2 separate regions of the Homo sapiens genome follow, and region 2 is linked to region 1. A link is an interaction called in ENCODE POLR2A ChIA-PET data of the cell type or tissue named here. Cell type or tissue: OCI-LY7. All regions are shown on one strand.

Region 1 (5,000 bases):
GCCCCTTACAGAACCATCAGATCTCATGAGAACTCACTCTATCACGAGAACAGCATGGAGGAAACCACCACGATGATTCAATTACCTCCATCTGGTCTCTCCCTTGACAAGTGGGGATTAAGGGGACTATGATTCAAGATGAAATTTGTGTGGGGACACAAAGCCTAACCATATCACTGGGCAACAGAGTGAGACCCCATCTCTACAAAAAAAATGCAAAAATTAGCCAGGCATGATGGTGTGCACCTGTAGTCTCAGCTACTCAAGAGGCTGAGGTGGGTGGATTGATTGAGCCAGGAGGTGGAGGCTGCAGTGAGCCATGATCACGCCACTGCACTCCAGCCTGGGTGACAGAGTAAGACTGTCTCAAAACACACACACACACACACACACACACACACACACACACACACAATCTTCTATCACTTCTAAAAATGGCCAGTGTCACTTGCCATTAATAGAAGGTAACAATGAAATAAATTAGATGAAATAGATCAATGTCATTAAATTCTAGCTAGACAATGTCACCTCCCAACCTGTCCAAGCCTAGGACTCACTCTCTCCTTGTTGAAAAGAGAACAAGTGTTGCAGTGACATTGGTACCCAGACTCTGGGTTCCAATATCTGGGCAGTTACAGTGTATCAGCTTCCAGGTCCCTGGATCCAGGATGTATGTGTCCTTGAATTCAACAGTTCCCTGTCAAGTTCAGTTTCAACCTCCAGGGCAGCCTTGAGATTCCTCCACTTTCCTGGTTATGGCAGATGCTGTAGCTCCCCAGTCTGGCCAGTTTTGCAGTATTTTGGGAGCCTCTAGCCTTTCCTACATTAAAAAAAAAAAAAAAGGTGTATAAAATCCCCTCCTGCCTAAAATGCCAAATACTGCTTCTATTTCTTGCACTGAAGCCTGACTTCCCACAGTTCTTGCAGGATCTCCTGAACATTTCTTTCATTATTTATTTCCTGCAAGAGTATTTTCAATGTGGGTCTTTGTGTATTCCACCTTCTGAGGCTTTATTTGCCTAAGAATATTTTTATTATGACCTCATGTTTGAATGACAAATTGGCTGGCTTTAAAATTCTGGATTGAAAGAGTTCTTTTTTTTAAATTACTAGTGACATCACTTCTTTGACTTTATCGGGTATTGCTGTTGAGAAGAATAATGCCAACCCAGTTCTTGTTCCTCTGTACGCCATCTGTTATTTCTCCCTGCTCTTCTTCCTGGTCTTTCATATTCTTAATTTCCCCCTGATACCTATGTGTGAATTTTTCCTTATTCTTTTCTACTGTTGGTTACTCTATGAGCTCTTTCAATCTGTACTCATTTAAAAAACATTTTTGGAACATTTAAATCTCCATTATTTCGTCAATTATTTATTTCCTCATCTCCACTTTTATTTTTCTTTCCTTTTGGGAATCATACGTATACTCTCCATCTCTCTCAGGTTTTTTTTTGTTTTTTTTTTTTTTTTTTTGAGACAGAATCTCACTCTGTTGCCCAGGCTGGAGTGCAGTGGCGTGATTTCAGGTCACTGCAACCTCCAGTCTCCCGGGTTCAAGTGATTCTTCTCTTGCCTCAGCCTCCCGAGTAGCTGGAATTACAGGCGCCCACCACCACACCGAGCTAATTTTTGTATTTTTAGTAGTGATGGGGTTTCACCATATTGGCCAGGCTGGTATCAAACTCCTGATCTCAAATGATCTGCCTGCCTCAGCCTCCCCAAGTGCTGGGATTACAGGCGTGAGCCACTGCGCCTGGCCTCTCTCAGCTTCTCTTTTCTATGTGTTGTCTCTGTTTCTTTCCCTGTTGCTTTTGGGGATAATTCTCAATCTGATCATCCTATCTACTCGCAAATTCTTCAGTTGTATCCATCCTGATATTCAGGCCATCTATTATGTCTTTTATTTTTTAAATCTTAAATTTTTCATAGCTAATGTTTTGGCTTGATTCTCTCTTATGACTTTTTTTCCTGTTCATTGCAGCAGTTTTTTAATGAAAGATGTATGTAAGATTACTTTATTCCTACATCTTCCCAATTGCATTTTCCTTGTATTTGGCCTTTTCTGTTCCTACTTGGTGAGATTTAGCTTTTGGCTCAAGGATCTCAGTCTTTGTTCAGGGTTAAGAGCCCTGCTGGGGCAAATGGCCAGCCTTCTCCCGCTGCATATGTCCAGTGCAGACAACGTATTTCTTCCCATAAACTTGGACTACTTTGCTAATTTGCTGACCTCTATAGTGTCCTTGTGCAAACTGAGCTTCTTCATCCTTTCAGATGGGCATGGACCGAACATTATATTTCTGTCTCAGCTCTTTGGAAAAAGAAGACATAATCTTCCTGTAAATATGGGAAGCTGCGTTAAAATACCGCTTATGGTTCTTGTGAGAGTCACAAAGATTTCTTGACTTTCAGAAGTCACTGAATTTCTTTTTCTTTCTTTTTTTTTTTTTTTTTTGTTGTTGTTTTTGAGAAGAAGTTTCTTTATTGTTGCCCAGGCTGGAGTGCAATGGCGTGATCTCGGCTCACCGCAACCTCCGCCTCCCAGGTTCAAGTGATTCTCCTGCCTCAGCCTCCTGAAGTAGCTGGGATTACAGGCATGCACCACCACGCCCAGCTAATTTTGTATTTTTAGTAGAGACGGGGTTTCTCCACGTTGGTCAGGCTGGTCTTGAATTCCCAACCTCAGGTCATCTGCCTGCCTCGGCCTCCCAAATTGCTGGGATTACAGGCGCAAGCCACCTTGCCCGGCCAAGTCACTGAATTTCATTTTGGCCACCGTTGCTTCAGTGATAGCTGAGAAAGGGAAGTGCCTGTGACTTTTTGTTCTTGTATTATTTCATGAATTTCTTCCTTTATCTCCTTAAGTATAATCATGCTTTACTTTAAAATCTTGGTCCATCTGCTTCGGTAATTCTGCTCTGAATGGCATATGTGGTTTGATTTATCTTTCTTTTGTAGTAGCTGCACTTCTCAAGTGTCTAATTATTTTGGCAGGTGAGTTCCTGTCCCCCCCCAGGGATGCCAGCTCTCTGTCTGGTAATGTGCCCTGGAGAAAGGGCATAAGGAGGGGGAAGGGATGAGCCCCAGGGCAGGAAGCTTCCTTGGCTTTTCTGCCTGGCACTCTGCCAAGTTCACCTTTAAGTTCCCAGAGAGAAGCAGGCTCAGCAGGAGGTAGACTCTGCTTGGGAGTTTCCCCCAGCTGGGGGTGGGTGTGGGGGTGGGACTGTAGGGGCATTAGTGGAGAAGTCAATGCCTGATCCCTTGCCTGTTTTTATAATTCCTCACTCCAGCATGGCTGTAGCTGCCAATATCTGCACCAAAGTGACAGGCAGTGATTGTTTCAAGACAAAGAGCAGGGGACCTGAAGCAGGTGAGTTTCCCTGAAGGGCAGAATAGTGGAAAGGGTAAGAGTTCAGGCTCCGGGGTCTGTCAAGCATTTGTTCATTCCACATGGAAAGCTGGTATGTAGCGGGCATTGTGTTGGGTGATAGGGAGACAGTGGGGAACCGGGCACAGTCCTCACCCTCAGGGAGGTTACAGTCTGACAACAAACTAACAGACGTGGATCCATGTTGGCACTGCCAGCTGGGCAACTCACTTAGTCTTTCCAAGCCTCAGTTTCTTCATCTGCAAGATGGAGATGATAATAGCACTCATTTATAGGGTTCCTGAGGCTTATCAGGAGACAAGGCTGCAAAGTGATTCGTAGAATGCCTGGCACATTAAAGGCTCTCAAAAATGTTAATTATTCTTGTTATTATTGTGACGAATGACGCTGTTACTGGGAATTAGGTAGGAACTTGGAGCTGCTTAGAAAAAAGATAAATGAATTGCTTTTCATCCTCTGGGCAAACCAGTTACCCTTAGGAGGCAGAACATTCAGAATTTCAAAGAAGGAGGATTGAGTAGGCATGGATCTTAAAAAGTTGAGGTAAAAAGCAGCAAGGCAAAGAAACAAAAAACCAAGTTTCATTTTCCAGCAAGAACTATTAATATCATTAAAGGTGTTCAGATTTTGGATAACTGGTCTCCTTCTCCAGTTCTTTGTCCCTCCCTCCTTTTTCTTTTTTTTTTTTTTTGAGACGAAGTCTCGCTCTTGTCCCCCAGAGTAGAGTGCGGTGGCATGATCTCAGCTCACTGCAACCTCTGCCTCCCAGGTTCAAGCGATTCTCCTCCCTCGGCATCCCAAGTAGCTGGGATTACAGGTGTGTACCACCACACCTGGCTAATTTTTTATTTTAAGTAGAGACAGGGTTTCACTATGTTGGCCAGGCTGGCCTGGAACTCCTGACCTCAGGAGATCTGCCCGCCTCAGTCTCCCAAAGTGCTGGGATTACAGGCATGAGCCACCGCGCCCGGCCCCTCCCTTCCTTCTTTCTTGCTCAAGGCAGTACTGTGAGGTTAGAGCTTCCACAGTGAAGGGCCTGGCTGGAGTTTCATCCCTGTGCTTGTTAGCTGGAGGACCCACGTCTCCATTAGGTGCAGGTGGCATGATGCCCAGATTACTTTTAGGGTCCCACAAAAAATGTTTTTATTTCTTTTAAAATCCAGAGGAAAAAGCGACTTTCAGGTTGAAGAAGATGTTTTGATATACCCATGCAGTCATATAAATATCACTGTAAGTATTTCTTTTTCTTTTTTTGAAACAGACTTTCACTCTTGTCACCCAGGCTGGAGGGCAGTGGTGCGATCTCGGCTCACTGCAACCTCCGCCTCCCCCATTCAAGTGATTCTCCTGCCTCAGCCTTCCAAGTAGCTGAGATTACAGGTGCTCGCCACCGTGCCCAGCTATTTTTTTTTTTTTTTTTTTTGTATTTTTAGTAGAGATGGTGTTTCCCCATGTTGGCCAGGCTGGTCTTGAACTCCTGACCTCAGGTGATCCGCCCTCCTCGGCCTCCCAAAGTGCTGGGATTATAGGCATGAGCCACTGCGCCGGGATGATTTTAAATATTTCTTATGGGGCATGGGTCCCATGAAGGCAAAATCGCCCCAGGCTCAGGGAA
Region 2 (5,000 bases), 190 kb after region 1:
TTTTCAGTTGCTTTTCTGTCTGGGTGAAAAATAAAGCTGAAGTGCTGTTTTGTCTACAGGTGGCTTTTTTTCAGGCCAGGAGAACAATGGTTGAGTCAACTGGTGAGGAGTAGAAATGCAGTAATCCTGTTAGCCACACTGTGCTTTGAGGTCTGTCAAAGCCTTTCTCTGCCTTTGCTGCCACCATCCCTCACTTGTATATTCGAGTCCTCTTCCTTGGTAATGTGTTATTACCTTCTCTCCGGCAACCTGGCTCCTCTCCCCAACTCTCCGTGTCCAGTAATTAACCTGTCCCATCTGGTCTCTTTGTTTGCCCTCTCTGCATGCCGTCTAGCCATTAGGGCCCTGGGAAAAGCTAAATTCCTCCACCTTTGTAAACACAAAATCAAAATGCCATCTGCATTTCTCGAGAAACATTTTTTTTGACAAAGGAGTATCACAGCAAATCAAACCATCCTGGCCCCAGCAAATAGTTTCACTCATTCAGCAAATATCCCCAGCAATCACAGGTTTAATTTGTATTGCCTCTGTTCTCCAATGAATACAGGAGACCGCAAATTGGCATTTAAAATATTTATGATTCACGTGTAACAGAAGAATGATCTCAGGGTTTTTTTCCTATTATTTTTAGAGTTCTGAACACATCGCGCACTCTCAAATGTATTTCGTGAGTTGGCCAGAATTCTTAATTTCTGGTCAGTTCAGGAAAGTTGAGACAAGGGAATGCTTGCAAATGTGATCACAATCTTAAATGATACGACTTTCTTGTGTGCCCCAAATGCTGCATTTATAGAAGGGCTGTTTGAACAGTGAGCAATGCACCTAGGAATGAGGATGGGGATGGGTAGGACTACGTGTCCTGAAAACAGTAAAAATAGTAGAAAACCAGGTGCAGTGGCTCACGCCTGTAATCCCAACACTTTGGGAGGCCGAGGTGGGCAGATCATTTGAGTCTAGGAGTTCAAGACCAGCCTAGGCAACATGGTGAAACCCCATCTCTACAAAAAACACAAAAAATTAGCCAGGTGTGGTGGCGTGTGCCTGAAGTCCCTGCTATTCTGGAGACTGAGGTGGGATGATTGCTTAAGCCCGGGAGGCAGAGGTTGCAGTGAGCTGAGATGGCATCACTGCACTCCAGCCTGGGCAACACAGTGAGACTCAGTCTCCAAAAACAAACAAAAAAAAAGTAGCAACAATAATGAAGATAATTTGCGGGTGTAGCATTACACACTTAAAAAAAAACACTTTCCGGCTGGGCGCAGTGGCTCACGCCTGTAATCCCAGCACTTTGGGAGGCCGAGGCGGGCGGATCACGAGGTCAGGAGATCGAGGCCATCCTGGTTAACATGGTGAAACCCTGTCTCTACTAAAAATACAAAAAAATTAGCTGGGCGTGGTGGTAGGCACCTATAGTCCCAGCTACTCCGGAGGCTGAGGCAGGAGAATGGCGTGAACCCGGGAGGCAGAGCTTGCAGTGAGTGGAGATCTCGCCACTGCACTCCAGCCTGGGAGACAGAGCAAGACTCTGTCTCAGAAAAAAAAAAAAAAAAACAAAAAAAAAAAACACTTTCCTAGCGGTGATCTCTGCTGGGCCACCCCCACTCCCTGACAGAACTCCACAGCAAGTGGAGCTGACTGTCCAATCCGTTTTACAGATGAGAAAACTGGGTTTCAGAGAGGTTACAGAACTGATGCGGGGCCACACAGCCTGTCCTTAGCAGAAGTGAGCCTGGAAGCCACCCTGCAGCTAGCTGTGTGTTCTGTTCCTTGTTGAGTGACCAGCATTTTCCAGGGATCACAAACTCATAGACCACTTGAGCTGGGATGACAGGGAAGCCACAGCCAGTGTGACGTTTACAGCTCACATCTGTTCATTTGCTAAGAAGGACAGGTTTCGGTTTGATTTTTTTTACGTAGATTTGCCACTTGTCCAGGCATGATGACGAAGACAAAGAAAGGAAAGGTACTGAGTACATTGGGTGTATTTTCTCCCCCTAGGCCTCTGTCTCTTGCTGCAAGCAGAGAAACAACGTCTGTACTCGAGCCGGGTTTATGTCAAAAACCCAAAGAGGATCTTTCGCTTTTGCTGATAAAGGACCTCCCCCAGGTAAGCAGCTGCTTTGCACTGGCCTTGACCTAAGGGTTAAGTGTCCCAGATTTGATTTGCAGGGCACCTACTTCTTCACAGGGAGTCTTTGGAAGGATTTAGTCTTTGGGTGGGGAGGAGTAGCAGGCAGGTACTGAACAAAGAGGAGAGGTGAGAAGACAGCCAGCAATCCCCACCAGGAGGACAATGGCTGGCTCTGGAAATGGGCCTCCAAAGCAGCTTCCTGGCCTCCCCTTTTATGATCTGGCATACCTGCTCTGGGCAGCCAAGTGGAGAAGTGGCTTCTCACCTCAGAAATGTGCACATTCGTATACCCCAGCTGCCATTAGGGGCCACTGGGGAGGGGCAGGAGATACAGGGCATGACCATACATCCTGTTCCTTCAACACTGAGCTGCCACGTTCATTTTCTCCTATGCTAGAGGTGACTTCATCATCCAGTCATAAAACAGAGGAGGCAGCTCTGTTTCCGGAGCACCCACTCCACGGTGAGTGGTTTCCATGCAGTCTTGCAGGTCTGCCGTCATAGGTTCATCCACTTAGCCCTACTTTTCAGATGAGGAAGTGGAGGCTCAGAGAGTTGAAATGACTTGCCCAGTGTCACACAGCCAGTAAATGGCAGACACAAGCCCAGAGGGGTCTCACTAACGAGCCCACGTCCTCCATCATTCCATTGTCCCTTCTGGAACCTCCAAGATTCAGGAATACACAAGAGCTTTCCTGCAAGTGTTTCCCCTGCCGGCCTTGGGGAAGGGTGTTGCACCTCTCCTGTGCTCTCTGACCTCCAGTGCTGGAGCACTTATTATATTAGATTATCCCAAATAGGTCCCACAGACCACACCCCAACCCCAGAAGCCCTGGGCACCAGAGCTGCCCCAGGAACCTTGGGCCCCAGAAGCAGGAGGAGGAGCAGGGAAGGTTTGCTTCTGCAATCATGCCTCTTGCAGAGGGGTGTGGATAAAATTGTAGTGCATGTGAGATTTCAGCAAATCCAGATTAAAGTTGAAAAGATCAATCTGAAGCTGAATAACAAAACCAGCGCTAATTAGGAGGCTCAGCCCCAGTTCATGCTCTCCTGCCTTGCATCATCCATGGGCAAAACCCCACCTTGTCTATTTATACAGAAGAACAAAGCCAGCATCCCTGGGGTTGGCCAGAGTCCCTGCCAGTGAGCCCTGGGATGTGGGCACCTCCACAGTCTGCCCCTGCTCCTGCTCCCTCCCGGGGTGGGGGGATCCTGAGAAGCCCCCAGCCCCTTATAACACAGAACAGGAGGGGAAGTGTGGGTACTAGCATCTGTTAAGCTCCCCGTGGGTGCCAGGGGCCTTACATTCATTATCTCACTGAATGCTCCAAAGCCCCATGGAGCAGGTACTCACCACATAATCATGGGCTCAGAAAGTGTGAGCTCTTCTTCTTCTTTTATCCCCACTTCACAGGCAGAGGAGATAGAAAAGCAGGTGACAGGCCCAGTGTCCAACAGCTGGATTTTTTTGTTTTTGTTTTGTTTTGTTTTGTTTTTTTGGAGATGGAGTCTTGCTCTGTTACCCAGGCTGGAGTGCAGTGGCACGATCTCGGCTCACCGCAACCTCCGCCCCCCGGGTTCAAGTGATTCTCCTGCCTCAGCCTCCCAAGTAGCTGGGATTACAGGCATGCGCCGCCACGCCCGGCTAACTTTTGTATTTTTAGTAAAAACAGGATTTCACCATGTGGGCCAGGCTGGTCTCAAACTCCTGACCTCAAGTGATCCGTCTGCCTCGGCCTCCCAAAGTGCTGGGATTACAGGTGTGAGCAACCACGCCCAGCCCCACAGCTGGATTTTAATCCAGGCTCATCTAGTTCAATATCTGGTACCTTCAGCTCACCCTCCACCCCAGCTTCCTGGCGGCTGGCTCTCTCTGGTAGTGGCAGCATAAATGCCTTCTATTCCTTGCTTTTGCTTTTCATTGTTTTCTGTATTTTGTAATTCAAGTGTTGCTATAACCTTTTTAGTAGAAATATATATACAAAACAGAGAATATGAGAGATAGTTATCCAGTATTGTAAATGCTGCTGACATCTGCTTCTTTAAAAATTTAAGCATATACTGGGAACATTTTTTTTTTTTTTTTTGAGAGGGAGTCTCGCTCTGTTGCCCAGGCTGGAGAGCAACGGTGCAATCTCGGCTCACTGCAACCTTCGCCTCCTGGGTTCAAGTGATTCTCCTGCCTCAGCCTCCAGAACAGCTGAGAATACAGGTGCACACCACCACACCTGGCTAATTTTTTAAATATTTTTAGTAGAGATGGTGTCTCACCATATTGGTCAGGCTGGTCTCAAACTCCTGACCTCAAGTGTTCTGCCCACCTTGCCTTCCCAAAGTGCTGGGATTATAGGTGTGAGCCACCGTACCCGGCTGATACTGGGAACGTCTTTTCATGTTAGTAAAAATCCTTTCGGAACATCATTTTAAATAAATATATAGTATATTCTTATATGATAGTACCATAAATTAAGGAGCCAGTATTGTCTTATTGAAAATTGTGATTATTTTGAATTGATTGCTAATATGAATAGAGTGGTGGAGAACATCCATTCACAGGGCTACTGACAACTTAGGGGTGAGATCGCTTCCTCTTCACCCCAGTTTTGGTCATTCTCTTCTTCCTTAAAGCTTTGTACACAAATTCATTTTATTCTGTCACAGTTTCTTGAGACAGGGCATTGTGGTGTGGTGGGGAAGTGTGGGCTTTGGAGACAAGCAGACCAGTCTCTACATAGTGGTGCTCAACACATACATGTTAGCTGGGCATGATGGCTCACACCTGTAGTCCTAGCACTTTGGGAGGCTGAGGTGGGGGGATTGCTTGAGCTCACAAGTTCAACACCAGCCTGGGTAAAATAATGAGGCCTCA

What was found. Peaks named below come from ENCODE experiments on the same cell type or tissue, not always from the same donor. Only the 100,000 strongest peaks of a DNase experiment are listed, where the experiment ranks them.
Region 2: POLR2A ChIA-PET joins it to region 1 with 6 read pairs; 2 of 35 experiments call an interaction of 5 or more read pairs at or near these places.

What each region holds. Positions count from the first base shown.
Region 1 is chr1:24,560,987-24,565,986 of GRCh38, reverse strand. The region is part of intron 1 of NCMAP (non-compact myelin associated protein); the gene reads right to left. It also overlaps the pseudogene RPL26P8. Among named protein-coding and RNA genes, the nearest start is that of NCMAP, 7.4 kb to the right of the region's middle. In OCI-LY7, no CTCF peak of the experiment used is centred here; no DNase peak of the experiment used is centred here.
Region 2 is chr1:24,370,809-24,375,808 of GRCh38, reverse strand. STPG1 (sperm tail PG-rich repeat containing 1) reads left to right here. Exons shown (of 9, transcript NM_001199013.2): 6 at 1,999-2,107. Among named protein-coding and RNA genes, the nearest start is that of STPG1, 40 kb to the left of the region's middle. In OCI-LY7, no CTCF peak of the experiment used is centred here; a DNase peak (open chromatin) is centred at 2,498; H3K4me3 peaks cover 635 bases; H3K27ac peaks cover 1,431 bases.